Regions from separate parts of the Homo sapiens genome. Here region 2 is linked to region 1. Evidence: chromatin loops called from intact Hi-C (ENCODE). Cell type or tissue: heart left ventricle. All regions are shown on one strand.

Region 1 (2,500 bases):
GCGATTATAAATGAGCAAATGGACTGATGAACCACAGGGGGATCTGCATGTCAACAGACTCTGTCACAAACTGAATTAAGCAAATGGGCTTAGAAGAGACATGCAAGAGTGTTTACAATAGTACTGTGGGCACAGCTCTCAGGCCAAGGAACCTAACCTTTGTGGACTGCTCTATCACTACTGTCCCATCACCACATATGGTCACCATACTTGTAAGCAGGAGATATCCTGAAATCTGGTTCTCCCTACATAGGATGACCAGCCAGAGGCCGATGGGTGGAATGTTCCCACAGAGTCAGAGAGGATGTGAGTCATGCCTTCTTACATCATTTAAGCAAGGCTTGTGTAGATTTTTAAAGCATTTACCATAAATGGATCCCCTCATCACCATCTGTTCACTTTTGGTACAGGAAATATTATAAGACCATTCTTGTCATATGGATTTTCATTTAGTAGTTTTGAAAAGGATTTCTCTGATCTTTTGAGATATATACAAATAAGTAAAAAGAAGTGGACATTTTCTTTTACAAATTATACTCGGAATAGTGTTAAGTTACTCTCTTTGACAGATGGCTCAATTCCAGGGACTAGCTCTCCCTCAGGGAGCACTGAAAATCCTAGTATAATCCTAAGATATGAGTGTTGACTTTAAAATTCTGATTTAACTGACAGATGTATGAAATGGCACATAGAAAACTCCCCATTGGGGATAATGAAAATGCTAGAGTAACAGTTACGTTATAGGAGAATGGCAATGATATAATCTCACTCGTTTTCTCGTTTTATGTGATCCATTTTCTGATGCTGAAATTTATTTTTGTGAAACATAAGATTGTACTCACATTTCTATATGCCTGTTTTTAAAATGTCAAAATTACACAGACTTCAGGGTCTGTCTTTTGGGAAAAACTGACATATAAATAAACCTTACTTCTGTGCAAAAAAAACAAACAAAAAAAAAAAAAAACAGACATTTCTTTCAATCATAAATGGCAAGTGTTCTACCTTTGAACTATGGATATATCAACCTTAAATCAAAACAATTTTTGAAAAGAAAAACACAGTGATGAGAAAAATCATAATGGTTAAACATGTTTATGTAAATAATTAGCTCCTTTTATTTTGAAATAGGTACATTGTCTCCTAACTTCTGATTCGCTCAGTGCCACATTAATAAAAGGTCACAATGTTTTAAAATGCTAAGATTTTAGCATTATATCAGGACTAGAGATGAATTTAAAAAACTGAGTTTGCATATATGAAGAAAAACTTTAGGTTTGATTTGGAGACTCTCTGCCTGAATTTACAGCTCTGAAAAATCTGCTATTTCTAATCAGCGATAAACCTCCTCTCCCTTGACTCATGGAACTTTGTTTTCACTGAGTCTAGAGGCGTTAGTATCAGTTGCAAAATGTCCTGGAAGAGGGATTTAGAGATCCTGAATGGTCTGCGCCTGCTTCTGCTAAACATCTCAGAGACACTCTGCCCCCTGGTGGATTGTTCCAGGGTGGGTTTCGATTAACAGTGCAGACTTCCCTTCTCCCACCCTTTCTCTACCTCGAGTAGATGCCCCAGTTGAAAGCCTTTATCCCCACCAATTACACATTCCTTTGGTTCAACAATTCCCTTTTAGATAATGTGAAAACCCTTAATTACTTAATCAGCCCTTCACAGTTAAAACAAGAACCATAAACATCATTATTGGTTATCATGATTTGATACAGGTAAGAAAAAAGTAGAGAAGTGAAAAATGAGGTGCTGCAAATTAAAAATGTGGATGTGGCCAGGGACTTTGGATTCTAGAAAGACAGCCAGAAATCTCTAGACAAGGAAGAGGAAGAGGGTTTAAAAGTGAATAAAAGGACGCTATAAGAAATAATTAAACATTTGGCAATTTCTTCTTGGCCGATAGAGCCACCGCAAACCATCCTTCATGTTCCCTTTTGTTCTTTGGGGTGTATGTCACCTGCATAGGGGATTAGTTGTAAAAGGCTGTAAAGCTCAGTCGCTTCTAGTTTTTGCCAAGTTTTTCCCATTCAGGCTAGTTTGATCTTCTCCAGTCCAACTTCTCCCAAGTACCCCTGTTCTGTGCTACAGGCACTCTGCATCCACAAAGGAGACAATGGGAAATAATGGCTAAGAGGAAGTCCTGTCTGCTGAGAGCCAAAAAAGTGTCAGGCATCTCAATAAGTGCTTTACATGTATAGGTTCTAGGCCTTCACATCAACTTGTAAGTAGACAGTATTTGAGAAAAAGAACCACATATTTCTAACATACTTTATTTGCAATTCAAACCTAGGACTGACTACAAAAGCTACCTTTCTGCCTACTTCACTGGTCTTAAGATAGGTCAGTCTACTCCTCTTAAGTCTTCTTCTAACCCAGTTCCTCCTGTATTTTAAGCACCATACAGTCCTTGGAATCTCACTACCTAGCCTAGAGACTAAAGGTCCCCTCTAAAAACTAATCTGGAAAACTCTTGTGATAGTGGATCTAACCC
Region 2 (2,500 bases), 110 kb before region 1:
ATTGTTAAAGATGGAGTGCTTACAAGAAAGAAAACATGGTTAGCTTGTGAGTATCTGTAAGAATCACACTGGAAAGAACTAATTATTAATGCTTGAAAATACTAATAAAAGGGAGACTTACAGTGTAGACATTCTGTATTTAAGAGCTATTTGGTCATAGCGGGCTAAGAATCACAAATGGTTGTGTGTGTGTGTGTGTGTGTGTGTGCGCGCGCACGCGTGTGTATTCCATCTGGGTTGGCCTAGAATTCTCTGGTTGAAAAGTGGTGTCAGCTGTGGGGAGCTTGGGCCATCAATCAATCCTCATCTGTATCTGGTCCTGCACTCAGGTCTCTCCTTGAAGTCAGGGTCACATCAGGTAGACGACCTGTTACTATGTGCACCCTTGGCTTGGAAGACCCTAGGTATGCATTGGAAATGTTACTAGTCGGCCCATCACAAAAAGGGCTCCAACCTGCTCAGACACATTAATCTCCTTTTGCTGCACTTAAGTGTTTCCAGCCTGTGGTCTGCAACCTGAGGCAGATTTTCTCATATTTGGAATCTAAGAGAGGGCCAGCAGGATCTCCTTTCAGCCCTACATCGGGAGGGCCCAAGGAACAGAAGGACATGTTCACTGTATGAGCCAATGTGTGTTTACACAAATTTCATCTCAGCTTTGAAAATGCTGTTATTAGTTTGTACCCTTGGTGATCTGTGTCCCCCTATTGAAATGATACTTTCATAAAGTGGTTATTGATATTTATTTTAACATGCTAGATTCAATTTTATTTGTTATTAAATTGACGTGTTTATCTTGTGCTTCATTCAAGCACTGATTTTTTTAATCAGGTATTTAATGTGAAATAATTGATGTAGAATACTGTAACTGTTTAAGAATTTTGTAATCTTGTAACATTAAACCATTGAAATAGTTACCGTTCTGTGCTTTTGGGCAAAATGTCAATTAAAACTAAAGTAAAATCCTACAGGAAAAAAAAAGGCAATAATGGATGCTGGTGAAGATGTGGAAAAAAAGGAACCTTCATGCACTGTTGGTGGGAATGTAAATTAATAAAGCCACTGTGGAGAACAGCATGTAGTTTTCTCAAAAAAAAAAACTAAAAATAGAACTACCATGGATCGACCACTGGGTATGTATCCAAAAGAAAGAAAATCAGTATTATCAAAGAGATGTCTGCACTCTCAAATATATTGCAGCACTATTAACAGTAGCCAGGATAATGGAATCAACATAAGTGTCCATCATTAGATGAATGGATAAAGAAAATGTAGTACATATACACAATGGAATATTATCCAACCATAAAACAGAATGAAATCCTGTCATTCATGGCAACATGAATGAACCTGGAGGATATTATGTTAAGTGAAATAAACCATGCACAGATAGACAAATATCACATGTTCTCACTCCCATGTGGGAGTTAAAATGTAATTTAATTCACAGAAATAGAAAGTAGAATGATGGTTACCAGAGGCTGGGAAGAGTAGTGGGGAGGGGAGGAAAGGGGGATGATTAATGGGTACAAAAATACAGTTAGATGGAATGAATAAGATCTAGTGTTTAGTAGCACATGAGGTGATGATAGCTAACAATAACTTACTGTATATTTTGAAATAACTAAGAGTGGAATTAGAATTTTGCTAATAAAAAGAAATGATAAATACTTAAGGTGATGAATATTGCAATTATCCTGATTTTTATCATTACATATTATATACTTGGGTCAAAATATTACAGGTGCCCTATAAATATGTCTAAGTATTATGTATTCACAGTAATTGAAAGTTTTAAAAAGAGTTTTGAGTTATGCTCTAATTTATGCAAAATATCTGGTCTTATGAAAATGGAATGTAATTTTGCAATTAGATCGATGTAGAAATACCATAAATGTATGTTTTATTTTTATTGATACATAATAATTGTATATATTTATGGGATACGTGTGATGTTTTGATATATGCATACAATGTGTAATGACCAAATCAGCATAATTGAGATACCCATCAACTCAAACATCTGTCATTTAATTCTGCTGAAAATATCATCTTCAATTGGTAGAAACATTAAATACATTAGTTTGAAGTTTTAATAAACATTCCCTTATTTAATGAGATTTAAATAAGAAATTATACAAAAAGAACACATTTTAAAAACTTTTCAGAATATGCTTTTGTAATCAGGCCTGAAGTACCTATTATGAACACTGTAATTTTTAATGTTGAATTTTCATAAAGTTGTGCACATCTACAGTGCATTTTTTAAACAGACTTTTAAAATTGATTATGTATAAATGTTTTATCATGCAGTCACTGCCAAATAAAATGTATCTATAAGTGTAAAACACTAAATATTGTTTTGAGTGTTTTTGCTTTTATTGATGAATTTTAACTTCTATTGGTAAATGCAAGGTCCATGAGTAGTTTGTTAATCTTAACTTTTCTTAACTAATCTTACTTATAGAATGTATTATGTAAATCATGGTATGTAACTAAT

Evidence for each region. Hi-C counts contacts between places; a loop is a spot of excess contacts. Peaks named below come from ENCODE experiments on the same cell type or tissue, not always from the same donor. Only the 100,000 strongest peaks of a DNase experiment are listed, where the experiment ranks them.
Region 2: it touches region 1 in a loop (2.2-fold over the local background); 5 of 110 quality-filtered maps call a loop at or near these places.

The regions. Positions count from the first base shown.
Region 1 is chr6:77,456,449-77,458,948 of GRCh38, forward strand. All of the region lies in intron 5 of LOC105377864, which reads left to right. Among named protein-coding and RNA genes, the nearest start is that of HTR1B, 5.8 kb to the right of the region's middle. In heart left ventricle, a CTCF peak has its summit at 1,493 (motif pointing left); a DNase peak (open chromatin) is centred at 1,488; H3K27ac peaks cover 1,021 bases.
Region 2 is chr6:77,344,002-77,346,501 of GRCh38, forward strand. No RefSeq gene overlaps it. Among named protein-coding and RNA genes, the nearest start is that of HTR1B, 120 kb to the right of the region's middle. In heart left ventricle, no CTCF peak of the experiment used is centred here; no DNase peak of the experiment used is centred here.